7 separate regions of the Mus musculus genome follow, and all the other regions are linked to region 1. Evidence: chromatin loops called from intact Hi-C (ENCODE). Cell type or tissue: heart. All regions are shown on one strand.

Region 1 (4,000 bases):
CTTTCTGCCTTTCCTACCTTTAATCCTTGCTCTGGGCATCAGAGACTGTTTGACTCCTGCTGGGGGATCCAGTACAAGGACAGAAACTAGACTCAAGGATCTCTTTCTCCTCCATCCCTGTTTCTCTCCTGTCTGCTGTTAGGGGGTGAAACAGTTGCGGGGGTCACGGAAGGGGATTAAGGGAGGGGAAAAGAAGAAACCATAAAGTAGCAAAGACCAGCTACACTGATTAAGGCTAAAAGAGGAGCCAGACTAGGACGGATTTTGCCTTCCACATATGCTGCCACCCTTAAGTCTCTTTTAGGTTCAGGTTCCAGGTTAAGTTTTGAACAACTTAAATACAGACTGGAGACTGCAAGTCTAGCCACTAAAACATATGGGAAATTTACACAGCAAGCATATTCCAGGATCATTTCTTAAGGACACCAGTGCCCTAACACAGCAGGTTAGTGACAGTGTCCTAAGTGGAAGGTTCCAGATGATGAAAAACATCAGAAAAGGAAAAGGTAGAGAGTATAAAAGCTGGAGTGGGGAGGTCTTACACAAGCTATGGCTTATGCTAAGTCAGCTTCTTAAGAATACCATCTTGTACACAATTGACATGAGGGAAAAGGGAGGAGATGGGAGACACCTCTGAAGTCAGCAAAAAGATGAAGAAAGTAGGAACTCCACAGAAACATCAGACAATGGGACACACTCAGGAGAAGGCTAATCAAAAACTTCTGCACAAGAGAAAACTCAGTGTTTCTTAAAAACATTTCTGACCAAACTTTTAGTGGCCTTGGAACTGATAACCACAGCCCCATATGGTGGGAATTTGTGCTCTCAGAATCTGATTCAACTCCTCCCAAAGCCCTGGCCCCAGACCATTACCAGCTCTCCCAAGCACATTCCTGAATTTAGAGGAGGAACTCTGCAAATACACCCAAGAGGAATAGATGTCAGGAAAGAGTCAAACTCAGGGCTGAAATCAAACAAATAGAAACAAAAAGAACTATATACAGAATCAACAAAACCAGGACCTGTTTCTTTGAGAAAATCAACTAGATAAACCAGACTAACCAGAGGGCACAGAGACAGTATCCTAATAAAATCAGAAATTAAAAGGAGGATATAACAGTGAAATATATCTTAAAATAATTATTCTCTTTTAAAAATATTAACAATTGAAAATATTAAAATCATGTTCTACAAAAAAAAAAAAAAAAAAAAACAAACAAAAAACGAAGTAAAGGAGCGCTGTTTTCTCTCTATACCCACGGCCTCAGGGAAAGCTCCCAAGGTCTAGGCCCAGGCTGTGACTGGCTCTGGGCTTCAGAAGGAGCTGTACTGTTCCAGACTTGGGGACCTCAGGGAAAGTGTAGCTGGATCAGGCTTGCACTCAATACACCAGTCTTGTCTTCTCTTTTCTTTTCTTTTTCCCCTTTTCACATGGCTGTCACTATGTGTCATCTTGCCAATGTGTCAGAACTATGCTTTTCTCAAGAAGAAAACAGAACCTTTATGGCTCACCAGGCCTTACTGTAGATTGTGATCCTGTAAAGCCCCATTGAGCAGCTGGTTAGAGGCCTGCTCTTTGATATGGAGACGGGCCTAGATGTTTGCTATAAATCAAGTTTGATTCCTTTGTTGTGGTTAGGAGCCATATTTCTGGGCAATCCTGGTGAACAAGCATGTGTATCCTAGCATCCTAACTCTAACTGCCCTGGTTAGCATATTACTTATCTGTGGGATGTGTTACAGGCAGTGCACCCTCAGCTAAATGCTACTTGCTGTGACTTACTATTCGCTAAGCTTTAGTAAATCCTTTACATCATAAATTCTACTCTTTTACATCACAGCTTGATAGTGGATTGCTACCCAGCACAAGAGATGCCTTTTACAATCTCCACAAAGTTAACTCCAAATGGATTGTTCACCTTAATGTCAAATGCTAACAACAGAATTTGTAGAATCTAGGACTCTCTGAGTTTGGGATCACGCCAAAGATCTCGCTACAAACCGGCCAAATGCTCTGCACAGATGCAGCCCCCACAGTGAAGTTATTCAGAGGCTACAGCTGGGTCCCGCGAGTGGCTAGGACCTCAGGGGACACCGCACATGGCCGCTGGCTGATTCCCAATGAGTCCCGGGAAAGACCCACCGCAGCAGATCGCGCTGCTCAGACCCCTGCTTCTCCCCATTGTTTTCAGTGACCCTGTACTCACCATGTCACAACTTCCAAGTTTGCCTGAGCACCCTCCCCAGCATCCAGCGGCAGGACAGAGAGCACAGCATAAGGGACCATTCAAGCCTGCTCAGCTACTAAGTGAAGCCGGCCCAAGGTACCCGGAAAAACCCGCCTTCCCCTCTGACTGGCAGGTCCGCCTAGAGGCTCTGATTGGCCAGTAAGTCTTGAGTGACTCGAGCACCTCCTTTAGGGTTAGGGTGTGCTGAATGTACACAGTGCAGAGGTTCTCAGCCCTAGCTTCAAGTCCAGTGCCTGACTTTTTCCAGATCTACAGGTATTTGTATTTCTGTAGTATTTGTGCCTGTTCTCCGATAGCCTACCCATCTGTCTCCCCGCGCAGCCCCAGGGAGGCTCCACCACTCCATCTGCCGCTGCTCAGCCGCTTGCTCCTCCCCTAGGTGGGCAGTAACCCTGTGCTGACCAGGTCTTGACTTCAGCCTGAGCTTCCCTCCCTCTGTAGGCTGTTTGTCTTCTTACTCCTGGAATCAAGGTAGGGAGCTTGCATAGCCCACTACTTGAATTGCAGGGAAATTATCAATCTGTCCCACAAGCGGAAGGGTGCACAAGATATTAACAATCCAAGACAGATTTTGGGTAACAATAGTTTATAGAAATTAATAGGCTTATTAATCTATCACCCCCGCCCCCCAGTTCTGACACTTCTCTTTGTCCTCAGCCCTTAAACACCTTTCAGCATACATGATCACATGTTAAAAAGTTCATCAAAGTTTACACAGAAAGTTAAATCATAAACTGAAATAGAAGTTTACAACAGAGAATGTTTACAGGCATGTGAGGAGCGGCCCGGGACTGCAGCTAAGTCTTATGACTTGCACCTGACTTCCTCATACACCTGAAAATAAGCCAGGACCATCATGAGAGCTGCGCAGGTGCACCATAATGCTGGCGGTGTAAACAAGTCCATATTTGGTGGAGGCATGCCCCTGCCGCCCTGATTGGCTGAAGCTGCATGCCTGGTGAGGTGGCTTGGCCTGCCTTGAGTGGATGGGGGCTGAGAGTATATAAGCAGACCTTCCTGGGTTCCCGGGGTCCCAGTAGCAGCATTGAGGTGTTCCTGCAATAAAGGCTGTTGGGAAGAATCCAACCGTGTTGTGTCTTCCTTGCCGGCCGAGGTGGGCACAACACAGGCATATCCATGAGGAGTGATTATCTGGCTAAACACCATCACTTGTCTCAGCTCCACAGGTTCACAGAAGGCTTAAAACCATAACTAAGTTATAAGTGAAGTTCTGTATAGATAAACCCAGTCAGTATTTTACCTTCTGTCCTAGCTCCTATAATAAATCATTAGTTCCCCCCCCCTTTTTTTTTTACAACCTCTTGGAATGTGCTCTGAGTAGGAGAAAGTCTGGTTACTATCTAAGAGCATTTAACTGGTGACATTTGAGGGACTGACAGAGTTCTCGTTGAAATTTTGATTATCAGGAAAGGACTTAATAGCAGTCCCATTATAAAAGAGCTTAATAATCACAAATATAATTTTAGGAATTATTATAGGATCATCATTAAGACTTAAGTCATCTATTTGTCTATACAGCATCTCTACAAGAGAGTGCATCTCCGTGGATCTGCAGAGATCTGCTCCTGAGGGGTGTGCTGCTACTTAGTGGTAGTAATATATGTTTATTAATAACAGGAAAAGCATATTAAAAGCAGGAGACTTACCTAAAATGAGTCCCTCACAGCCTTGCTTAGTGAGGGCTCACCTGTCAAAGATTATATAATAATCCGAGGCAGGTCACTTCAGGA
Region 2 (4,000 bases), 51 kb after region 1:
TTTTGTGAGCTAAGGAGAGAACCTCAAGCTTCAAGAAAATTAGGCAAAAACCATGGATGACCATTGTTTCTTGCCTTGCCCTCTTGCTTGGTCACTGTCTCATGCTCAGCTAGCTCTCTTATGTAGTCCAGGCACACTAGCTCAGGGATCCTGACACCCTCAGCAGAAGAGCCTTCCTTCCCACATCAATCATCACACAACACAATCTCTCACATACACAGCATCCAGCCATTTTAATGAGGGCATTTGAATGAGAAATGAGTGTAGGCTCCAAAATGTTGACAACTGAAGCTAATTAGGACACACAGACAATAATATATCAGAAAGTTTTAAAAAGCCAAATCTAATGTGTTAACCATATCAAAACCCCCAAAATTGCTGATTACATCACCTGGAAGCCAGAGTTTCCAAAAAATGGGAGAAGCAAGCAGTCAGGATCAAGAAGAGGAAACTAAAACTGTTTCCCAACTATCAAAATCTCAAGAAATTCATAGTAAATTTTCAAAAGACAAAAATAGGTGAAGGTCTATCATTTTCCAGAGAAACAACAATATAATTAGATTATAGTGAATAAAAATCACACAATGTAGATTGCACCACAAATAAAGAGAGACCAAAAGACAGACAGACAGACGTATAAGTCTTTTAAAAATGAAGTACAAGAGTATAATAAAAAAATTAAGAAATTACAGGCCAATACTGTGTGTCCTGTTTCTCCTCTTTGCCAATAAAAGAAAATGGATTAAAAGTGGCAAAAACCTGGTCAATTGGACATAAAGGCTGCCTAAGGAATGGGAATAATTTTTTTTAATCAAATTCACATATTATAGAGGCCTAATATATAAAATATGTAGCAACCTCAAGAAACTAGACTATCCAAACCAAGAAATTCAATTTATAATGTGGTATAGATCTAAACAGAGAATTCTCAACAGAGTCTCAAAAAGCTGAGAAATACTTAATGAAATCATCGCCATCTTAGTCATGAGGGGAATGCAAATCAAAATTACTTTGAGCATCTTTCTTGTAAATGTCAGAATGGTTGAGATCAATAATACAAGTGACAGCTCATGCTGGCAAGGATGTGGAGAAAGGGGAACAAACCCCACCTCCTTGTGGGGTACAAACTAATACCATCACTATAGAAATCAGTATTTCCTCAGAATTGTGGTCCCTCACAACAGTGAGAATCCATCTACCCAAAACCCAGCTATACGGCTCTTGGGAATCTATCCAAAAGGTGCTCCTCCCTACCACAGGGATATTTGCTCAACTAGGTTCATAGCACATTTATTCATCCTAGCCAGAAACTGGAAACAACCAAGAGGTACCTCAACTGCAGAATGGATTAAAAAAAAAAACAAAACAAAAACAAAAAACAAACAAACAAAAAAAAAAAAACCCAAAAAAACTGTGGTCCATTTATACAATGGAGTATCACTTAGCTGTTTAAAAACAAACAAACAAAAACACCCGAAATTGTGAATTTTCAGCAAAGTGAATGCAACTTAAAACAAAACAAAACGACCCTAAGTGAAGTAACCCACACCCAGAATGACACACATGGCATGCATTCACTTATAAGTGGATATTACCTACTGGGTAAATAATAATCAAGCCATACTCCACAAACCCAGAAAGGCTAGGTAGAGATGGGCTATAGGGGGAAGCACAGATCTCCTTCTAAAGGGAAATAGAGTAGTTTCTGTGAGTAGACTGGGGTTTGATGGGAACAGGAGTGGGAGGGATCAGTTGGGGCAATGCAGGGGTAAAGTACAATGCAGAGAGGAACAGCTGGAATGGGGTCATTTGGGGGTTACTGTAAAAACGCAGTACAATATCAACTTCTCAGATGCTATAGGGTGACCTTAATGAAGACTCGGAGTAATGGAGAATATGGAGTCTGAACTGACCATCCTCTGTATCCAGCCAGGGCTTCAATGTTGGAAATGGGTTACATTTGGTTGAGCTGTTGGCCAAGGTGGTCTCTTGGAGATCCTTAAACTATCCATGCTGATGTTAGGACAAAACTTTGTTCTCGCATAACTGACAGCAGGGCCCCATCAATAAGGACAAATTCCACAGAGTTCACTGAATGCAGAAATCAAGCTGGTGGTGCAGGCTTGAAGCCTTCACCCCTATGTTCTATTCTCTTTGAAGAGAGAAGGCATTCTACAGGCTACAGAAAGAGAAACCTGGACCCCCATCCCTTACACACACACACACACACACACACACCCCAAGATGTTCTGGGGCATGATGGTAACAAAATTGTTTGAATGGCCAACCAATATTTGGTTTAACTTGACTCTTGACCTGAGAGGTAACCCATGAGTAACACTGACTGGATTTCTAGGAACCTTACAGAGACTTAAATGGTGGACTGGCTGGTTTTATGTGTCAACTTGACACAGGCTGGGGTTATCACAGAGAAAGGAGCTTCAGTTGGGAAAGTGCCTACACGAGATCCAGCTGTGGGATATTTTCTCAATTAGTGATCAAGGGGGAAAGGCCCCTTGTGGGTGGGACCATCTCTGGGCTGGCAGTCTTGGGTTCTATAAGAGAGCAGACTGAGCAAGCCAGTAAGGAACATCCATCCCTCCGTGGTTTCTGCATTGGCTCCTGATTTCTGACCTGCTTGAGTTCCAGTCCTGACTTCCTTTGGTGATGAACTGCAGTATGGAATTGTAAGCTGAATAAACCCTTTCCTCCCCAACTTGCTTCTTGGTCATGATGTTTGTGCAGGAATAGAAACCCTGACTAAGACAAATGGCAAGCATAGAGACAGCATGGGTCTGTGCCAGGTCCTCTGCTGACATGTTATGGCTGTTGGCTTGGTGTCTTTGTGGGACTCCTAACAGTGGGAGCAGGTGTAACTCTGATTCTTTAGCTTGATCTTGAGACTTTTCCTCCTATCAGGTTGCCTTGTCCAATACGAAGGCTTTCACCTTGTCTTTTTCTATCTTGTTCTGCCCTGTTAGGCTGTCCTCTTTTGGAGGTCTGCTCCTTTTTGAAGAGGACACAGTGCAGGAGGTTATTGGATCTTGGGGAGAGGAGGAGAGGTGTAATTGGGGAGGGGGCGGTAGCTGGGAGGAGTGTAGGGAGGAAAAACAGTGTTCAGGAGATATTTAAAGAGAGAGAACCTATCTTCAATTAAATATTAATTCAATACTGCTTATATGAAAATGCAAAAAAGGTAAGCAATAATGAACAAAGAAAAGCAAAATAGTGAAGACAGGGACAGTAGGATTGTGACAGATACAGTTTTCATTCTGTTTTTATAGTCCGTGACCCTCACAAAGGAGTGTAAAAATATCATCTTGGAGGCTCAATTCCTCCTGATCGTCTAGACCTAGTCCTGAAACCTTCTAATCTCTGTGCAATCTTATCTAGGTCTAGAATGTTTTGGGCATCTGAGACTTAACTGCTGAATAAAATCACCTTTCTTTTTCTTTCTGAACTTTGGCTGGCTGGTCAACTCAGTTGTTCTGACTCAAACTCCTCTTCATGCTAGCAGATTTAAACTGGCTTCTTTCATTTCAGACTGAATTGCTGTGCTTGGCCTCAAATGAACTCCAGCAATCTGTTCTCATTTTCTGGCACAGTCTCATTCTCTGGCTCATTCTTTCTTCACCTGTGTCTAGTTTGTTTTCTCTTTAGCCTGTCTCTGTAAAACTCTCCAGGTAAAACTGCCTCTGCCTCTCACCCTCTGAGAGGGTGCTGCTTCCTCTTATGTTGCCTCTCTTCTCTCTTCTCTTGAGAGTTGGGCATATCCTATTCTGTCAGATCTTTCTCTAATTCATCATTTTGTCAGCCACACATTAAGACATTGCTTTCAAACATGAGTGCTTCCTTCTAAAACTGACGTTATTTTCATCGTTTGGCAGCAAACATGTGGTCTAAGGGATGGGCCACACCATAAATAGAAACAGCTTCCCTACCCCATCCCACCCTCACCCCCAAGTAAACTGGATAGTTCCTGGGTTAACACTGTGATCAA
Region 3 (4,000 bases), 1.3 Mb after region 1:
CATACTTACTGCCTACAGAAGTTTAAAGAGGGCGCTGAATCCCCTGGAACTGGAGTTATAAGTGGTTGTGAGCCGCCATGTGGATGCTGGGAATTGAACCCCAGCACTCTGCAAGCACAAGAGCTCTAAACCACCGAGCCATCTCTTCAGCCCTGATGCACTCTTTTTATGATTTCACCCCTTCATCATTATAAAATAACTTACTCTTGGGCAATATCTTTTACTACCACAAGAGAATGTGTTGGTGGAGGAAGAGCACGGATTCAGTTTTAAATCTGTATGTGTTCATACATGAGGTGGGATCACGAGAGACCACAAGATGCAGTTCCAGTTAAAATGGTCTTGGAATGGCATCTACTACAATGCCATAAAATTGATCTATAATTACATGATTTAGAAATTTCCACTTGTCCTAGGTCATGCCAGCAAGAGTTTATGGTGTCAAGTTTCACTATACGCTGTAGTGAATTGTTCATGATGTTTCTCATGATGTTTTAGGTCTCTTGAAGGCTACCAAGCCTCCAATTCCCTACTTTTTCCTTTTGCTTTCAGATTTATTTTCCTTCTAAATAATGAGATCTGAAGCCACCAAAAAATAAAAAATCCCTTCAACTTCATTCCAGTAATAACATAAAGTTACCTGCAACTGCAAGCCGTAGCTACTTCCTCCTCCCTGCATCTTATAAGTGATTCTCTTATAGAAAGGTGCCATTTCTATACCAACACTACATATCCTCTATCTGGATGTGACTTGACTGTCCTACTATTCTGAGACAGTACTCCTCTCCACTATACTGGAAAGACTTCACTCTTTCCCATTGGCTTTAGGCTGCTCAAGTCTCCCATCTAAGATCATGTTAACACCACACTGCCCTTTCAGCTCCCACACTCTTCTTCACAAATCTCCTCAGTTACCTACAGGTACCATCTCTACTTCATCAGTTCTTTATTCCTCCAGGTGTTATCCAAAGCTTCCACTTCACCATTTCTAGGAAACTACTGTCTCACCTACCACGTACCTCACTGTATACTAATGATAATCTTTCATTTCTTTTCTACTTGACTTTTTAAAGAGCAGGTAGCGCCCCCCCCCCCCCCAAGGCGTATTTAATAGCATACAATCCTGGGACAGTTAAGATGTTGATTTGGGCTTAAGGATCCATTTTTCAGTCCAAAAGCACAAACTCTACCCAAGGCTCTGCAACTTCATATGGCTTCAGAAACCTCGGAGGTACAGAGACGAGTGGGGAATCCCATGACTTTGCCTCACCTGAGATGGACAGCTCTAAGTGTTTGACATCACACGGGATTCTGCGTCCAGTGCTGCCAGGTGACTTTTGTATACACGTTGTGAAGCTTTCTCCCGCCCCCTTTTAAAACTACGTTTTTCGGTCTTAATTCTAGCAACTAGTTCATCCTCCCCCAAACCTGTGTGGACCAAAACATAAGTGTCTGTGGCTCATAGGCTGGCTGCTTGTCTGCAAGATACCCTCCTCTCCTAAACCGGGCATTAGGGACACTTAGGGTGGGCTCCAGGCCTCGCTTTACCTTGAGGCGTCAGGCGCGAGCGGCGGGCTCTGGGGCGGTCCGCAGCGCGCGCCCAACGTCCCGCGACGCTCTAGCCACCTAGGCTGGACCTGGGCCAGCGGAAGCAACCAGATGAGGTTAGGGTCAGATGGCGACAGCCCTACCTCCGTGCCTCCTAGGAGCTTGAGGTCCGTAGGATCGCACCCTCTGCGCCTGCGCCTGCTGCTGCTGCTGGCTCTGCAGAAACACGCGCCCTTCCGCCTGCTGCGTCAGGGCGGGGCCGCAGCGTCGGGACGCAACTCGCTCTCTGATTTACGTCACGGCGCGGGCGGAAGATGGCCGGGTTGTTCGCCCGCAGCTGCTAACCCGGCAGTGCGGAGCTGGAGCCTGGCTCCCGCTGCCGCGGAGCGGCCGACGCCATGTCGCTGCTGCAGTCTGCGCTGGACTTCCTGGCGGGCCCTGGTTCTCTTGGCGGAGCTGCGGGCCGTGATCAGAGTGACTTCGTGGGGCAGACAGTGGAGCTGGGCGAGCTGCGTCTGCGGGTGCGGCGGGTCCTGGCCGAGGGTGAGGCGTAAGGCGTCGCCAGGCCGCGGGAGGCAGGAGCAGCCCAGGAGGGTCGCTGCTGGGGTGTGGTTCGAGTCAGGGCGCGTGACGGTCACCGCTTTAAGCAGGGGCAGCAAGGAGGATCGTGTCCAGGGTGTGAATCAAGTCTGAGACCTAGAGAGTCACGACTGAGGTGTGGGTCAGATCAGGGCCGCAGGGAGTCATCTCTCCGGGCAGGGTCTGCGGGAAAAGACACTGCTGGGATGTAAATCAGGCCATCGCTATGAAGGGCCACTGCTGGGGTGTGAATCAGGTCGGAGAAGGGTCTTGCCAGGAAGAGAGACCACAGGGGCTTGTGGGTTAAGGCCTTTGGTGGTGATTGCAGAGGATAGACTGCTTCGGGTTGCACACTTACTTCCTGGTGGGTAGAGTTAGTAGTACAAGGGTCATGCTAGCAGGTGGTTATCCAGTAAAGGAGGCTTGGGTCTGGAAGGACCACCTCTGCTTAGGGTCAAAGCTGTATCTGGGGCATATACAGAAAGATTCAAAGGTGGAGTCAGGTCAGAAGGTGAGCACAGTCACTCTGGGGTCATAAGCTGTTATTCATTGTATCATATCCAGCGTTGTTGTTGCATCCCGAGGACTGTCTTGAGATGGCAGTGTTTGTGCTGCTGAGTTCTGGGGCCTGTAGAGTCTTCCCTTGCTTGATGAGGTAGAGGATAGACTGGGGCCCTACAGTCTTGTTTTCTTTTATAGCCTAAGTGCCTCACCTATTGAGTTTTTTCTGTAGTGACCTCGTATAAGGTACAGGAAACAGAGCCCGTAGCTGTAACCTTTAAGAACCTTGCTTGAGCCGGGCGTGGTGGCACCCGCCTTTAATCCCAGCACTGGGGAGGCAGAGGCAGGCGGATTTCTGAGTTCAAGTCCAGCCTGGTCTACAGAGAGAGTTCCAGGACAGCCAGGGCAATACAGAGAAACCCTGTCTCGAAAAACAAACAAACAAAAAGAACCTTGTTTGATAGACAGTTCCATAGTTCTGTGTCTTGAGGTCAGTCTGAGTTTGTAGCTTCCTCACACAGGCTCTGTAGTCAGCTTGTGTGATGGAATCGTGTTTTCTCTTTTATGATTTTTTTTTTTTTAAGATTTACTTTTTTAAAAAACTGGTGTTTTGCCTGCCTCCATCACTGGACAGTATCTATGTGTACTGCCTGCTGAGACCAGAAGAGGACATTGGATCCCCTGGAAATGTAGTTAGAGACAGTCGTTAACCTCTGTATGGTTGCTAGGAATCCAGTGTTGCTCTTCTCCTCTGCAAGAGAATAAATCTTCTTCAGGCACTCACTGTGCCTTTTTATTATTATTATTATTATTAATTTGTTTATTTTGTTCATCAGTATCTAGGAGTATGCCAGATCTCAGGTTCAGGGAGAAGAGTGGCCTGACTCAGGTCTGAAGTAGCTCTCAGGATTGGAGAGTCATCTTGTTAAGGTTGTCCATGACAATTGTGATTGGTAGGAGCAGGGAACTTGTTTAACATTCTTTCTTTACTATGGAAACGCAGAGGTGATGTTTTGATAGTAGCTTGTCATGCTTATTCTCCACTGCGATTGTGCATAGATTTGGATGTGATTTTAGTAGAAGACCTGTGGTGCTTTTCCCGCCAGAGATGAGTTTAGGACCTCCACTAACAGTCTGATATGTGATATTCCCTTTCATCTGTCGAAATGACAAAGATGGTGCCAGATCGGCTTGTTCATTCTGAAGATACCAGGAAGTTGCCTTAGTTTTTCAAAAACTTCAACCCTGAACTGATGGCACAGGCCTGTAACCCTAGCTTCTTGGGAGTTTGAGGCGGGTAAATTCCAACTTCAGGGTCTGCCTGGACTACAGGTAGAATTCAAAGCCAATCTGGGCAAGTTAGTAAGATGCT
Region 4 (4,000 bases), 180 kb before region 1:
GATGGGCTTCACTTCCGGACCCACCCCTCCACCCCCCACCCCCAGCCTTCATGTTCCCTTAAGACGATGTCATCAGCAAGGGCCCTTACCGTTGTATTGTCTCACTGGCCTGAAGTATTTTACTACTACTACTACTTCTTCTTCTTCGGCCCTTACCGTTGTATTGTCTCACTGGCCTGAAGCATTTTACTACTACTACTACTACTACTACTACTACTTCTTCTTCTTCTTCTTCTTCTTCTTCTTCTTCTTCTTCTTCTTCTTCTTCTTCTCCTTCTCCTTCTCCTTCTCCTTCTCCTTCTCCTTCTCCTCCTCCTTCTTCTTCTTCTTCTTCTTCTTCTTCCTCTTCTTCTTCTTTTAAAGATGCATTTATTTTATGTATGTGAGTACACTTGTCGCTGTCTTTAGACACACCAGAAGAGGGCATCAGATCACATTACAAATGGTTGTGAGCCACCATGTGGTTGCTGGGATTTGAACTCAGGACCTCTGGAAGAGCAGACAGTGCTCTTAACCACTGAGTCATCTCTCCAGTCCTATTTTATTTCTTAAAACTCTTTTTTATTTTAAAATGTATTTGTTTATTTCATGTATATTAGTGTTGTGCCTTATATGCTTGTGCACTGTGTGCATGCTTACAGAGGCCAGGAGGGTGTTGATCCTCCTAAGACTGTTGTGAGCTCTTATGTGGGTGGTGGGAATTAAACTTGTGTCCTCTGGAAACGCACCCCTGAGCCATCTTTCTGTCACCCAAAGCAGATAATTTAAAGGAAGAATTCATTAACTTTTAAATATCTCTTGATGTTCTTGGCTTCTATACCCAAATTAGACATTTCAGCACTACTGTCTGCATCCAGGAAGATACTCATGAAGAGCCAAATATGTGAGTGCTAGGAACTGAACCCCAGTCCTCTGGAGAAGCAACCAGTGCTGTGACATCTTGAACTATTTTAATCATGACTATGTTCAGTGGAGCAGCCAGTCTCTTTACTAGTCTGAGAGACATCTCCAGCTTGGGTTTTGTTTTGTTTTGTTTGTTTGTTTTGTATCCCCTAGTTCCCTGCTTCAGGCAAGTAAGCTAAATGGATTGTCAGCAGCACACATCCCAAGGCTTGATTTGTTCCTACTTTATATGAATATGTCCCCACAACTCCACTCCAGAAAATATATAAATGACTTGAAAAAAAGATACACAGGAGAGAGAGAGAGAGAGAGAGAGAGAGAGAGAGAGAGCGCGCAGCTATCCCAGGTCACAGATATATTCCATTTAGTTCCTTCTAGTTCTTGGTACTGAACATCCTCTAGCCTACCATCTGTGACTCCATCTTCCTCTGTGTTGAGGAGAGTTTCCTGTGGCCCAAGTAAGTTTCAACAGAAACATGAATATTTGTAATTTCTTATAACTAAGCATAAAAGCTAACACATTTTATAACTTATTTGAATTCTATTTTAACATTCAGTGCTAGATTATTTCAATAGCCTATGTCCTTTATACCTAACTTTATTGTCTTCATAAAAGTTGTCATAGGCCAAACCCTGAGTTCTATTGAGTCCTGTGTTGTTCCTTTTGAAATTGCTGTGCCTACACTAACTCTATTCAGATCTTCCACCACTAGGCTTATTTTTATTTGTTTTGTTTTAGAGGCATTGTCCTTTCGGCCCCGCCCCTCGCCGCATGCGCCTTGCTGTCCTTTCTCCCTGACCCCGCCCCTATCCAAGTTTTTCGCTGCGGGTAAGCGATCTGCTCTCGATCCTCCCAGAGCCACCCTTCGCGGCACGCACATGCGCCCTGTTGTTCTTCCCGTCCCTCCCTGCTCTCCCTCCCCCGCCCCCGCAGTCTCTCGCTGCGCGCGCACGCGCCATGCTTTTTCTGCGCGCCGCCGTGCTCCCGGGGTTCTGGCTCCCGCGTGTGCGCCGCGTACAACTCGTTCGGAGCCCCGCGGTGACCCTGCCAAGTCCCGTCCGCACTGTCCACGCCGGGAGCCGGGTCTGGGGGAGCGCGTGGGCGGGGGGCGGTCCCGTCCGTGGTGGGGGCGAGGAGGACCCCCGTGAGGACGAAGAGGAAGAGGAGGATGAGCTGCTCCGCGCCCCACCCCTCCTGCCCTTGGATACACAGCGCGTTTGCGTCCTGCATCCTGACGTCAAACGCCCGGCCGGAAAAAAGCCTCGAAGCACAGGTATCGGGTAGGGCGAGAGTGGGGATTGAGCAGGGAAGCCGGAAGGGGCGAGGACCTGAAGGCCGAAACTTACTAGTGCTATACAGGAAGGCCACGGGGAATTGGGGCGGCGGTGACGCCTAGTTCTGGAAGGGGCGGAGTCACGAGAAAGGAAGGAGAAGCCGAGGGAGGAGCACTGGGGGCAGGGTACTATGATGGACATCGGGCGTACGGTAGAGAGTGTGGATAGTCTGGGATGTGCTGGGTTCGTGGCTGCTCTCCTGGTGGAGTCGGAGTCTGGCGAGCTTGCGTGCTGGGGGCGTGATCTGGCTGAGCATGTGATGGTACCTGGGCCTGCCCGATGGGTGAGGCTGCGCGTGCTCCGGGTGGGACCTTGGGGCGGGACTATCCTAAATTTGTAGGCGGAGTCTGGGGGGGGGGAACATTGGGCGCTGGGGGCGAGTCCTAGAGGTTCTGCCTTTCCCTGGTAGAGCTTTGGATCATGGCCTGGCGAGCTTCTTAGGGTTGTGATGTGAGCTGCAGGGTGGGGACATGGTGTGGGCGGGGGATGCGGACTCTGCGCGGGCGCGGTTTCATCCCAGAGCTAACCCTGTCCACCGCCGTGGTCCGAGGTCTTCCCGCTCGGCCCTTGACTGGATGGACCCTTGTGTCCTCACAGCGGAGTGGCAGGTGGCAGAGGCGGCCGCCCTGGTGCGCGCACTTCCAGGATGGTCGGTCGCGAGTACCCTGGTGGTGCCCAGCGCAGCGCCTGGCAGCAGGCTGGTGTTCGGCAAGGGCAACTTTCAGGACGTGACAGGTGAGCGGTACCTCACCTTTGGCCGCTGGGCATGCGCCTCACCTGCGCTGGTGTAGGATGGGTCAGACTGCCTCCCGTCCTCCTCCTAACCCCATGACGGGCCACTCCCTGTGCTCCAGAAAAGATCAAGGGATGCCAGGACATCACGTCCGTGTTCCTGAACGTGGAGAGGATGGCGCCACCGACCAAGGTTCCCTTGTGTCCCCCCTGATCCTCACATGACCCATGACACCATGTGACCCCTGACTGATCCCTGCGTGGCCCCCATCTCCTCAGAAGGAGCTGGAGTCCGCTTGGGGTTTGCGTGTGTTCGACAGATTCACCCTAGTTCTGCATATCTTCCGTTGTAACGCACGCACGAGGGAGGCCCGGATGCAGCTGGCGCTGGCAGAGATCCCGCTCCTCAGGTTCGCGGGTGATGTTCCCCGCATGTCCTCCCCTCGTGTTTTTACCACCTGCCCTCTCAGGGAGTCTGTGGGTGATGCAGCATGTAGTGCTCCCCACATGTTCTCTTCACATGTCCTTGGGTACTCTCCGTATGTCCTCCCTACATGTCCTCCTTGCGTATCCTCTCGCGTGACTGTAGATGCTGCAACAGGTGGCAGGTGGTGCTCTCCGCAGTTCCTCCCCGCATGTCCTCTGCACATATCCTTGGACGCTGTGACAGGGGTGCTCCCTGTGTCCTCCCCTCCCCTCATGCGCTACCTACCTGCCTCCCTCCAGGTCCTCTGTGAATACCGACTCTGGGCAGCAAGACCAGCAAGGCTGGGGCTCCCGGTACATCATGGGGTCAGGTAAGGGCCAGAGGTGTGTAGAGGGGATATTGGGGAGAAGGGGGACATGGAGGGGAACACAGGCCTGTGATGCGGGGCTGTGACTGGGGTCTAATGTAATGACTGAGCCCTGGGATCACAGCAGGAGGGACTGCAAGGTATGGAGAGTTCACATGACCCCTGACCTTTACATGGCCCCCTTGTGCTCACTTCATGACCTCTCCTGATCCCGGAGTTCATTGTGTACCCGTCGC
Region 5 (4,000 bases), 130 kb before region 1:
GAACTTCACTTATAACTTAGTTATGGTTTTAAGCCTTCTGTGAACCTGTGGAGCTGAGACAGGTGATGGATGTTTAGCCAGATAATCACTCCTAATGGATATGCCTGTGTTGTGCCCACCTCGGCCGGCAAGGAAGACAAAACACGGTTGGATTTTTTTAAAACCATTTTTTAAAATTAGGTATTTTCCTTGTTTACATTTTCAATGCTATCCCAAAAGTCCCCCATACCCACCCCCCCAATCCCCTACCCACCCACTCCCTCTTTTTGGCCCTGGTGTTCCCCTGTACTGGGGCATATAAAGTTTGCAAGTCCAAAGGGCCTCTCTTTCCAGTGATGGCTGACTAGGCCATCTTTTGATACATATGCAGCTAGAGACAAGAGCTCCGGGGTACTGGTTAGTTCATATTGTTGTTAGATGACTTAAGTCTTAATGATGATCCTATAATAATTCCTAGTATTATATCTGTGATTATTAACCTCTTTTTTTTTTTTTTTTTGAGACAGGGTTTCTCTGTATAGCCCTGGCTGTCCTGGAACTCACTGTGTAGACCAGGCTGGCCTCGAACGAACTCAGAAATCCGCCTGCCTCTGCCTCCCAAGTGCTGGGATTAAAGGCATGTGCCACCACGCCCGGCTGTTGTAAACTTTTATTTCAATTTATGATTTGATTTTCTGTGTGAACTCTTGATGATCTTTTTAACATGTTATCATGTATTCTGAATGATGCTTAAGGGCTGAGGACAGAGAGAAGAGTCAGAACTGGGGGACTGGGGTGAGAGGAACAGAGCTGAGCTGAGGAGAAGTTTTTAGACAGAACACTTTTTAGATTAGAAGAAGAATGAAGAGTGGAGTAGCTTAGAAATTATAGGTAACATAAAATACTAAGAGAGCAATGTGCAGAATGCAGAGGGAAAGAGGAGAAAAGAAGATGTCCCAGGGAGCAGAAGGAGCAGGCAGTCTTCTCCTAACCATGGGACAGATCAGGTGCCATAGTAAGGACAAGGCAGGTTTAATCTTACTAAAAGAAACAAAGCTTTTTTCTTACAAACATGGGTTTAATTTATTTAGCATTAAAAAGGTAGAAGCTTTTTTTTTTTCTCTATGTAATAAAAATTGGAGCACATTTTTTTTTTTTTTTTAAATCCAGAATGAGTGAATCCTTGCTGCACCCATCCTTGGTCTTTTGCTCCATATGCATATGTAAGTATGGATGTGTGTACGTATGTAATTGTGAGAATGTCTGCTTGTGTGTGTGTAAGTATGTTTGAATGGAAATGAATAAATGAGCATGAATGAAGCTGAATATGAATTTATGTGAGATTATGCATATTTGCTTATGTAAAAATTTTTCCTTCTGGGAGTGTTTTCTCTTCTCCTGACTCAATAGAAGTCTACTGCTCCAAACTCCCCCCTAGCCCGACAAGCAGGAGGCATCTGGACAATAGGGGAAAGAGTCTAGCAATTAATCCTTTACTTAATCTCCTGCTGTTTTAGGGTGAGGTGCTGAGTGCCAGAAACTGCGATTTCTGACCTCAGAGGATCACAGAAGGCAGGTCAGCTACAACAGCATAGTAACTTAGACTTAGATAAGTAAACTTTTTATTATTCAGCAACCCTAAATTTTTGGTAAGACTTTGTCTTACCCCAGAATCTCCTAAGACAAAGTCTTACCCTCTGGCTATGCTCTTCCCCCTCCTCTGCCTCAAGAAGAACCTACAAGAAGGAACGAACAATCACCCCACGCTGGGGCTTAGCCACGGCACAACTGTATCCTTCTTAACTGATCATTAAAGATGTAAGTGAAAATAAATTATACTATGAATATAACAAACCAGAAATTAATAAGCCCATTCATTTCTATAAACTATTGTTTTCCAAAATCTCTCTTTAATTGTTAATTTCCTGGGCACCCTTCTGCTTGTGGGACAGATTAATAAATCCCCTGCAAATTGAGTAAAGGGCTATGCAAGCTCCCTACCTAAATTCCAGGAGGGAGAAGGCAAACAGCCTAGTGAGTAAGGGAAGGTTAGGCTGAAGTCAGGCCCTGGTCAGCACAGGGTTACTGCCCTCCTAGGGGAGGAGCAAGCAGCTGAGCGGTGGCAGGGAAGTGGTGGGGCCTCCCTGGAGCTGCGCAGGGAGAAAGATGGGTAGGCTATTGGAGGACCGGCACAAATACTACAGAAATGCAAATCCCTGTAGATCTGGAAAAGGTTGGGCACTGGAGTTGAATTTTAGGCTGAGAACCTCTACACTGTGTGCCTTCAGCTCTCTCTAACCCTAAGGGAGGTACTCGAGTCACTCAAGACTTACTGGCCAATCAGAGCCTTTTAGGCGCACCTGCCAGTCAGAGGGGAAGGCGGGTTTTTCCGGGTGCCTTAGTGCCGGTTTCACTTAGTAGCTGAGCAGTCTTGAATGGTCCCATATTCTATGCTCTGTGTCCTGCCGTTGTGTGCTGTGAATCGTGTTCAGGCAAGGTCTGAAGTTGCGACATGGTGAGCACAGGGTCACTGCCAACAATGGGGAGCAGCGCGAGCTGCTGTGGTGGGTCTTTCCCAGGACAGAGTGGGAATCGGCGGCCACTTGTGAGGTCCCCTGAGGTCCTAGCCATTCGCGGGACCCAGCTGTAGCATCTATATAACTTCACTGTGGGGGCTGCATCTGTGCAGAGCATTTGGCCTGTGTGTAGAGAGATCTTTGGCGTGATCCCAAACTCAGAGAGTCCGACTTTCTACAAGTTCTGTTCTTAGCATTTGACATTAAGGTGGACAACCCATTTGGAGTTAATTTTGTGGAGGTTGTAAAAGGCATCTCATGTGCTGGGTAGCAATTCACTATCAAGCTGTGATGTAAAAGAGTAGAATTGATGATGTAAAGGATTTACTAAAGCTTAGCGGATAGTAAGGCACTCCAAGTAGAATTTAGCTGAGGGTGCACTGCATGTAACACATCCCACAGATAAGTAATATGCTAACCAGGGCAGTTAGAGTTTAGGATGCTAGGATACACATGCTTGTTCACCAGGATTGTCTAGAATTCATAACAATGGAATCAAACTAGATTTACAACCAGCATCTAGGCCCACCTCCAGATCAAAGAGCAGGCCTCTAACCAGCTGCTCAATGGGGCATTACAGGGTCACAATCTACAGTAAGGCCTGGTGAGCCATAAAAGTTCAGTTTTCTTCTTGAGAAAAGGATAGTTATGCCACATGGGCAGGATGACACCTAGTGACAATCATGTGAAAAGAGAAAAAAGAAAAGAAAAGAAAAGAAAAGAGAAAAGAAAAGAAGAGAAAAGAAAAGAAGAGAAAAGAAGAGAAGAGAAAAGAAAAGAAAAGAAAAGAAAAGAAAAGAAAACTGTTGTCTTGAGTGTAGGCCTGATCCAGCTACACTTTCCCTGAGGTCCCCACGTCTGGAGCAGGACACAGCTCCTTCTGAAACCCAGGAACACGATTGGCAGAGCCATTCACAGCCTAGTCCATGGGAGCTTTCCCTGAGGCCCTGGGTATAGAGAGAAAACAGGGCTCCTTTTCTAAAACCTGGAATATGCTTGGGAAAGTGGTTAATGGTCTGGGGCCAGGGCCTTTGGGAGGGGTTGAATCAGATTCTGAGAGCACAACTTCCCACCATATGGGGCTGTGGTTATCAATTCCAAGGCCACTAGTGGCTTGGTTAGAATTTTTTTTTTAGATACACTGAGTTCCCCTTGGGCAGCAGTGTTTGATTAGCCTTCTCCTGAGTGTGTCCCATTGTCTGATGTTTCTGTGGACTTCATACTTTCTTCATCTTTCTGCTGACTTCAGAGGTGTCTCCCATCTCCTTCCTTTTCCCTCATGTCAATTGTGTACAAGATGGTATTCTTAAGAAGCTGACTTAGCATAAGCCATAGCTTGTGTAAGACCTCCCCACCCCAGCTTTTATACTCTCTACCTTTTCCTTTTCTGATGTTTTTCATCATCTGGAACCTTCCACTTAGGACACTGTCACTAACCTGCTGTG
Region 6 (4,000 bases), 60 kb after region 1:
AAAAACTTTTACATAAGCAAATATGCATAATCTCACATAAATTCATATTGAGCTTCATTCATGCTCATTTATTCATTTTTATTCAAACCCAGCTGGGCCCAGCTTTCATGCATTCTCACAATTACATACTTACACACACACAAGCAGACATTCTCACAATTTTATACTTACACACACATCCATACTTACATATGCATATGGAGCAAAAGACCAAGCATGGGCGCAGCAAGGATTCACTCAATCTGGATGAAAAAAAAAAAAATGTGTTCCAATCTTTATTACATAGAGAAAGAAAAGGCTTCTACCTTTTTAATGCTAAATAAATTAAACCCATGTTTGTATAGAAAAAAAGCTTTGTTTCTTTTAGTAAGATTAAACCTGCCTTGTTCTTACCATGGCACCTGTTCTGTCCCATGGTTAGGAGAAGACTGCCTGCTCCTTCTGCTCCCTGGGACATCTTCTTTTCTCCTCTTTCCCTCTGCATTCTGCACATTGCTCTCTTAGTATTTTATGTTACCTATAATTTCTAAGCTACTCCATTCTGCATTCTCCTTCTAACCTAAAAAGTGTTCTGTCTAAAAACTTCTCCTCAGCTCAGTTCCTCTCTCAGCTCAGTTCTTCTCACCTCTGTTCCTCTCACCCCAGTCCCTCAGTTCTGACTCTTTGTCCTCAGCCCTTAAACATCATTCAGCATACATGATCACATGTTAAAAGTTCATCAAAAGTTCACACAGAAAATCAAATCATAAACTGAAATAGAAGTTTACAACAGAGAATGTTTACATGCATATCCATTAGGAGTGATTACCTAGCAAACATCCATCACCTGTCTCAGCTCCACAGGTTCAATGAAGGTTTAAAACCATGACTAAGTTATAAGTGAAGTTCTGTATAGATAAACCCAGTCAGTATTCTATCTTCTGTCCTAGCACCTACAATAAATCATCAGTTCCCTTTTTATGACCTTTTTAAAATTGTTTTACAACCTCTTGAACTGTGCTCTGAGTAGGAGAAAGTCTGGTTACTATCTATGAACAATGACCTGGTGACACTTGAGAGTCTGGGAGAGTTCTCATTGAAACATTGATGATCAGAAAAGGACCTAATAGTAGTCCCATTATAAAAGAGCTTAATAATCACAAATATAATTTTAGGAATTATTATAGGATCATCATTAAGACTTTAGTTATCTATTTGTCTATACAGCATCTCTACAAGATAGTGCATCTCCGTGGCTCTGCAGAGATCTGCTCCAGAGGGATGTGCTGCTACTTAGTGGTAGTTACATATGTTTATTAATAACAGGAAAAGCATATTAATAGCAGGAAACTTTCCTAAAATGAGTCCCACACAGCCTTGCTTAGTGAGGGCTCACCTGTCAAAGATTATATAATAATCCGAGGCAGGACACTTCAGGATGATCACCTGCTAGTTATTAGCTTGTCCCATTATGGCTCCTGACACAGTGGGACTGAGGTTGTATAAGAGGTCCAGGACATGCACAAAGCTGTCCAGATAAGATCCCCTTATCTCTATACTCTACAGCACTGCAGATGTGTGCTAGCACATCTTTGCTCTGAAAATATAGTGTTTTTTAAATTGGAATTACCTTTAATCTTTCTTTTAGCTTAAAAAGGCAAGGTAGTCATTTTTCCTTGGGACAAACATTAATTTCATGTTTTCTAAGAACTAAACAAATTTTCACTTTCAAATTTTAAAAGATTTACTTAAGAGATCATGTTCTGTGATCCACTGTGTTCATTTTGTGCTTCCTTCCATGTCTTGGCAGCAGGTTGCTCTGAGTATAGGAACTTATGCCATGTTTTTCTTTAATTTTATTCTTTATATATTTTCTGAAGATAAGAAGGTGGAATGTTTCATGTTTGGAATGTTTGCAAAACGACTCTGTCCTTACACATTACAGCATATGGATGAAGAAAAAGGAGAAACTACTTAATATTTATCAATTAAATATCTATTCTGCTCTTCACACCATCATTAGCTATAGGTAAGAAATGAAAAGATTTTACTTTTGACTAGAGTAGAAGAATGTGAATCAACATCGTCAATATGGTATTGGTTACAGTGCTGATTACAACCATCATATATTTGTTAAATTTTGCAAAAAAAGAGAATTGTGTGACTTTTAATATCACAAAGGATGCCTTATGTAAAAGAAATTTCCTTACCCTACCTAAAAATTTTGAGCCCTAACAGTACATTTAAGCCCCCTTTTTTCTGTTTGTCAGTAAATAGCTAGTAGGCAAGCCTAAGTTATTGAGAACCTAAATCATTAAACACCATCAAATAGAAAAATACCCCATGACAGTATCCTGCATACAGGTAGGCTATCTGCACTGAGTTACATTATAACATGATCTAATGTCCACATGAGATAGTGACACTTACTGGTTTTCCACAGTACAATAAAATAAGTAAAATGCTTTTGTATGAATACTAATGTCATAAAGGAATCTGTTTTCCCCAGAATGAGACACAGGTTAAAAGACAGAACTTAATGGCAGGTCAGTGCTTTGAAAGAGGGTTGGAGTCCTTCCCTCTCAGGGTCTCAATGCAGCTCACCACCTGCTATTTACATGGAAACAGCAGCAGACAGGACAATGGTCAGCAAGATTCAGGGAATGGTAAAGGATATTTTCAGTTTGTAATATGAAATTGAGGTACCCAGAGGCCTCAGAAGACATAACTTCATAGATAGGTAAGGAGCACATGGTCTTGTGAAAAAGCCCATGAGTTCAATAATATAAAAATTTGTAAAAACAAGGCTGGAGAGATGGCTCAGCAGTTAAGAGCACTGACTGCTCTTCTAGAGGTCCTGAGTTGAATTCCCAGCAACCACCTGGTGGCACAAAACCATCTGTAATGGGATCTGATGCCTTCTTCTGGTGTGTGTCTCAAGACAGCTACAAGCCGGGTGTGGCCCAATGGGGGCCACTTTCATTCAGACTGCCACAGGTAGGAATAAAATCTGTGTGTGATAGTTAACCATTGTCCAGGTAGGCAGGTGGAGGGAGGCACAGCCTGGAGAATGTTCAGACTGAATGTTTCTGGGCAGGTATGACTTCAAAACTAGAAATTCTTTCTTAAGTAAACAGTTTGCTCAGATGTCCACAGGTCTCTTCCTTTGTCCCTGTCCTTTAGAATGCAGAGGTGACACTTAAGAAGATTCTAGAGTAATTAAAGCCCTATACTGCCATGCTGGACTTGTGGTAGATGCTTGTCTAGCCTAGACTTTTCTCTTATTCTTTCAGCCACATCCTTTAAATCTCATCTTCTGAGAAAAGACTTATGCATTTGATTCTTCTGATATCACCCAGCACAGGCAGGAAGGAGGAAGGGCAGTGTGGCTGCCAGTGGAGAACAGGCCCATTACTGATGGTAGGAGTGGTGTGGGGCCTCGTCATTTCTGTTCCTCCTGAGGATGCTATTTTGAAGAAAACTGTTCCTCATGACTGAAGATTTTCACACATAAGACAAAGACCAGCAGCCGGCATGCCAGTGACATGTCATGGCATCAGTCTCCACATAGGCAGAGCAGAGTTCACAGAGCGTGGGTGTTGTGAAAGAGACTGTTGGAGGTAGGAGGTGTGAGAATCACTGTCTCTTCACCAGGATCTCATTCTTGTTTATTTTTTCCTTTTTAAATATTTTTTATTAGGTATTTTCCTCATTTACATTTCCAATGCTATCCCAAAAGTCCCCCATACCCTCCCCCCAACTCCCCAACTCCCCTACCCACCCACTCCCAGTTTGTGGCCCTGGCGTTCCCCTGTACTGGGGCATATAAAGTATGCATGACCAATGGGCCTCTCTTTCCAGTGATGGCCGACTAGGCCATCTTTTGATACATATGCAGCTAGAGACAAGAGCTCCGGGGTACTGGTTAGTTCATATTCTTGTTGCAACCTATAGGGTTGCAGATCCCTTTAGCTCCTTGGGTGATTTCTCTAGCTCCTCCATTGGGGGCCCTGTGATCCAT
Region 7 (4,000 bases), 370 kb after region 1:
TGGGACCGTCTGCAGAGTTTGTGCACAAGGTGACCCGGAGCTGGTGCCGACTGGAAGGGCTGCAGTGCCCTTTCTTTTTTCTTTCTTTCTTTCTTTTCTTTCTTTTTTTTTTTTTTTTTTTGGTTTTTTGAGACAGGGTTTCTCTGTGTAGCCCTGGCTGTCCTGGAACTCACTTTGTAGACCAGGCTGGCCTCAAAATCACAAGAACAACGCACCTAGAGGTGTCACTGTTCACAGAAAGTAGGGTAACCTTATATTAATCATTAATTAAGTACATGGCTTACTCACAAAACCACAGGTCAATATGATGGTAGCCATTTCTCAATTGAGATCCCCGGTTCTCAACATCTTCAGGTTTGTGTCCTTATGAATGAAACCATTTTCCACCAAACTTTAGTAATTGGTGTAACAATGCACAGTGCTGCCCTGTTTGTAAGTTCAAATTTGTATATTACTTAAAATCTTTGTATGATTAAGTACGACTTTTGTTAAGACAAAGAAAAAGATATGTTCACTATTATCTAATATTTACATACCATTTAAGTTTCAACAAAGCGATTTACTTTTGTGCTGGGCCACCTAGAGACTGGGAAAGGGAGAAGCAGAAGTGACCTGGAACAGAAAGTCACACGATGGCCAGCCACCTCCATCTTGGTGAGGTCAATGTGCAACCAAATGACAGAACAAAGAAGTAGAGAGGAACAGACATATGGGAGCAACACCTCCCTTCTGTTTTTGGATAAAAGACACACAATTTTTATTATTTACAAGTAAGCCTTAAAAAGCACCACAAGAGCCGGGCAGATTAGATGGGCGGGGGCGGGGCCTTGGAGGTTTGGGGGCGGGGACAGGCCGCGAGGGGCGTGGTCGGGGCGCACGCGGAGTCCACCCCCCCCCCCCCGCCCCCCCCCCGCTTCCCCCTATCCGGGTGATTGATGGGAAGAGGAAGCCGGGCCACGCCCATGTCGGTGAGTCGCCGCATCCGTTTATTGCCGTGGCCCCGCCCCGTCGCCCCAACCCCCGCCCCCGGCTTCCCGTTTTCGGCTCTAAGCGGCCTGGGCGCCCTCGACTCGGACCGGCTCGGACCGAACCAGCTGTCAATCACTGCAGCGTCCGCGGCCCCGCCGGCGACATGGCATGGGCACTCGCGGTCATCCTCCTGCCTCGGCTCCTTGCGGCGGCAGCGGCGGCGGCGGCGGTGACGTCACGGGGTGAGGAGTGAGCGGGGGCGGGGCTGCCTGTCAATCGCCGCGGTGGGCGGGGCCCGAGCAAGAGCTACCAAGTTGCTTTTCGTCCCATCATTGCTTTTCGTCCCATCATGAATATGCAAATAAGGCCTCTGGCCCTCCTAAGGGCGATCGGATAGCGCTTCGTTTGCATATTCATTTTGATCTTTGCGTATGCATGAGCCCCGCCCTCCCCCCCTACGCTCGGCGCTTTCTCCTCAGTAATATGCAAATGAGACCTAAACCCCGCCTTGACCTCATTAGCATAGTGCTGCCGCCACAATCTCGCTCCTCCTCCTGAATATGCAAATAAGGCCTCTGGGCCGCTCCTTCTTTGCATATTCATATACAGCTTTCCCGCTTATATGCAAATAACGCTTCGCCCCTACCGAGTTCTCACTCATCGCTTCTCATTTGCATATCCATCGGGAGATACACATATTCATGAGCGATGTATTTCTGTCTTCCATCCCCTCATGAATATAGAATTGATGCCCTGTCCATATGGATCACTATGCATTTGCATATTTTCCCCACGATTTACATATGCACAAGCCTCAACGTCTTGCTCCAACGTCCCTGATCATGAATATGCAGATGAGACCTCAGATCTCCGAAATTGAATCTGCCCGCTCCTCATCATATACTGCTATTCTCATATGCACCAGCCACAAAGTCTTCCATCCTTTTCCCCTCATGAATATGCAAAGAATGCTTCCCCAGTCCATCTCCACTCTGGTTCACTGCCTGCTCATTTGTGTATCCATTGGTCGCTTTGCATAGTGGTGAGCCCCGCTTCCCTACCGCTTTCTTTGCGATCATGTATATTCAAATGAGGCTCCGACTTGCTAGCTGCTCATTTGCATATTCGAGAAGCGCTTTCCATATTCATGAGCCCCCAATCCTTTTCCTTTTCTCTGTTTGTGAATATGCAAATGAGGTGTCGCCCACCGCTACAGTTCTTGGGCCTCTCGTTTACATATTCATTCCCTATATTTGCGTACGAGCCAGAATGTCTTCCTCTGTCTTCCCCTGCCTAGTGCATATGCAAATGAGGCCCGGCCTGCTCCCAGCGCCCTAGCCAAGGGTCTGAGTCAGGGAAATGGCTGCGATGGCTCTTCTGGAACGCGCTGACGTCACGGGCTGCTCCCCTGATCCCCGCCCTGCCCCCGCAGGTGATGTCACAGTCGTCTGCCATGACCTGGAGACGGTGGAGGTCACGTGGGGCTCGGGCCCCGACCACCACGGCGCCAACTTGAGCCTGGAGTTCCGGTGAGTGAAGGGGGGCGGGGCAGAACTTCTGGTCTGTGACTTCCTGTCGGAATCATTGAATGATATATGGGAGGGGGCGGGATTTCCTCTCATTCCTCTTCACTCACTTGCTGTTCATTCTTTTAAACGCCTGAAAGAGTGGGCGGGACTTCCTGTCTAATTAATGATTGACAAATGATTAGGGACGGTACTTCCTTTCAGACTCTGATGAATGACAGGAAGGAGCGGTACTTCCTTTCTGCCCATCACTTTCTGTTTGAGGTGTTGAAATTCAGATGCTCGTGGGCGGGACTTCTGGTCCATCACTTCCCATCCAGCTGATCCTTCCCCCTTAATCCCCGACTCTGCAGTTATGGCACTGGCGCCCTGCAACCCTGCCCGCGATATTTCCTGTCCGGCGCTGGTGTCACTTCCGGGTGCATCCTCCCCGCGGCGAGGGCGGGGCTGCTGGAGCTGGCACTGCGCGACGGAGGCGGGGCCATGGTGTTTAAGGCTAGGCAGCGCGCGTCCGCCTGGCGTGAGTGGTGTGGGCGTGACATGGAGGGAGGGGGCGGGGCCTTGGGCGGAAGTACGCAGGAAGTTGCCTGATGATGTCTCTTCAACTCCCACTGAGTGGGGCAAACAGGAACTGGGCGGCGCTTAGACGGGAAGTTGGTCTTTGATACCGGAATTGGGCTCCAGGGGTTAGGCAGTGCTCTGATGATGTCACAGCTGCGCCTTTGGACTCCGGTGGGCGGAGCATAGACAGAAAGTGGTTCTTAGGAATGGGAAGTAGGCGTGTCCTGCTCTCTGAAGTGCGCCCCTTCCCTCATCCCGATGGGCATGGCCTTCATGAAACAGGCGGGGGTGGGACAGAAAGTGATGTCACCGCCACAACACCCAGACTCTCGGTGGGTGTGGATTAAGCCAAATGAGGTCACAGCAGCTCCTCCCACCCCCACCTTCCCCACCGCAGTGAAGCCCCGCCCACCTTGGAATGTGACGCTGCTCTGGACACCAGACGGGGACGTGACTGTCTCCTGGCCTGCCCACTCCTACCTGGGCCTGGACTACGAGGTGCAGCACCGGGAGAGCAATGACGATGAGGACGCCTGGCAGGCGAGTGAATTCATGGGGGGCAGGGCCGGCCCCTCCGTGACCTCTGACCCCACCTGCGACCTCCTGCCCCCGCACACTGCGTTTTCCAACCCTAACAATAGATGCATGGCCTTTGACCCCACCCATGACATTTGAATCCTTCCCGCCTCAGCCCGACCTCTCTCGCCTCTGGCCCCAAACTGTGACCTCTGAACCCTCCAGTGACCTCCGACCCCCTACAACCCCCCCCTCTCCGCAGACGACCTCAGGGCCCTGCTGTGACTTGACAGTGGGCGGGCTCGACCCCGTACGCTGCTATGACTTCCGGGTTCGGGCGTCGCCCCGGGCCGCGCACTATGGCCTGGAGGCGCAGCCTAGCGAGTGGACAGCGGTGACAAGGCTTTCCGGGGCAGCATCCGCGGGTG

Evidence for each region. Hi-C counts contacts between places; a loop is a spot of excess contacts. Peaks named below come from ENCODE experiments on the same cell type or tissue, not always from the same donor. Only the 100,000 strongest peaks of a DNase experiment are listed, where the experiment ranks them.
Region 2: it touches region 1 in a loop (2.9-fold over the local background); 12 of 42 quality-filtered maps call a loop at or near these places.
Region 3: it touches region 1 in a loop (9-fold over the local background); 2 of 42 quality-filtered maps call a loop at or near these places.
Region 4: it touches region 1 in a loop (2.3-fold over the local background); 3 of 42 quality-filtered maps call a loop at or near these places.
Region 5: a loop joins it to region 1, with 2.8 times the contacts of the local background. A loop is called at or near these places in 2 of 42 quality-filtered maps.
Region 6: a loop joins it to region 1, with 9 times the contacts of the local background. A loop is called at or near these places in 12 of 42 quality-filtered maps.
Region 7: a loop joins it to region 1, with 5 times the contacts of the local background. A loop is called at or near these places in 9 of 42 quality-filtered maps.

Annotation. Positions count from the first base shown.
Region 1 is chr5:109,921,974-109,925,973 of GRCm38, reverse strand. It overlaps LOC115490200, which reads right to left and starts at 2,521. Exons shown (of 2, transcript XM_030255019.1): 1 at 2,208-2,521. The coding sequence starts at 2,287. It overlaps Gm26808 (predicted gene, 26808), which reads left to right and starts at 2,330. Exons shown (of 3, transcript NR_166631.1): 1 at 2,330-2,504; 2 at 2,629-2,720; 3 at 3,019-3,330. In heart, no CTCF peak of the experiment used is centred here; a DNase peak (open chromatin) is centred at 2,403; H3K4me3 peaks cover 1,708 bases; H3K27ac peaks cover 936 bases.
Region 2 is chr5:109,870,657-109,874,656 of GRCm38, reverse strand. All of the region lies in intron 1 of AB010352 (cDNA sequence AB010352), which reads right to left. Among named protein-coding and RNA genes, the nearest start is that of AB010352, 5.9 kb to the right of the region's middle. In heart, no CTCF peak of the experiment used is centred here; no DNase peak of the experiment used is centred here.
Region 3 is chr5:108,627,592-108,631,591 of GRCm38, reverse strand. Gak (cyclin G associated kinase) reads left to right here and starts at 1,815. Exons shown (of 28, transcript NM_153569.2): 1 at 1,815-2,091. The coding sequence starts at 1,947. It overlaps Tmem175 (transmembrane protein 175), which reads right to left and starts at 1,782. Exons shown (of 11, transcript NM_001163532.1): 1 at 1,692-1,782. In heart, no CTCF peak of the experiment used is centred here; a DNase peak (open chromatin) is centred at 1,811; H3K4me3 peaks cover 2,491 bases; H3K27ac peaks cover 1,729 bases.
Region 4 is chr5:110,106,033-110,110,032 of GRCm38, reverse strand. It overlaps Gtpbp6 (GTP binding protein 6 (putative)), which reads left to right and starts at 1,836. Exons shown (of 10, transcript NM_145147.5): 1 at 1,836-2,177; 2 at 2,836-2,973; 3 at 3,093-3,163; 4 at 3,250-3,380; 5 at 3,697-3,767. The coding sequence starts at 1,862. It also overlaps a transcript of Zfp605 not described here. In heart, a CTCF peak has its summit at 1,600; DNase peaks (open chromatin) are centred at 1,772, 2,142 and 3,022; H3K4me3 peaks cover 2,838 bases; H3K27ac peaks cover 1,888 bases.
Region 5 is chr5:110,056,423-110,060,422 of GRCm38, reverse strand. No RefSeq gene overlaps it. Among named protein-coding and RNA genes, the nearest start is that of Gm35315, 36 kb to the left of the region's middle. In heart, no CTCF peak of the experiment used is centred here; a DNase peak (open chromatin) is centred at 2,302; H3K4me3 peaks cover 1,028 bases; H3K27ac peaks cover 775 bases.
Region 6 is chr5:109,861,716-109,865,715 of GRCm38, reverse strand. It overlaps Gm35089 (a long non-coding RNA gene), which reads left to right. Exons shown (of 3, transcript XR_389508.4): 2 at 1,860-2,008. It also overlaps a transcript of AB010352 not described here. Among named protein-coding and RNA genes, the nearest start is that of Gm35089, 2.9 kb to the left of the region's middle. In heart, no CTCF peak of the experiment used is centred here; no DNase peak of the experiment used is centred here.
Region 7 is chr5:109,556,016-109,560,015 of GRCm38, reverse strand. It overlaps Crlf2 (cytokine receptor-like factor 2), which reads left to right and starts at 1,023. Exons shown (of 8, transcript NM_016715.4): 1 at 1,023-1,211; 2 at 2,402-2,498; 3 at 2,849-3,015; 4 at 3,454-3,596; 5 at 3,835-3,997. The coding sequence starts at 1,133. In heart, no CTCF peak of the experiment used is centred here; DNase peaks (open chromatin) are centred at 1,245, 2,455 and 2,825; H3K4me3 peaks cover 3,449 bases; H3K27ac peaks cover 2,768 bases.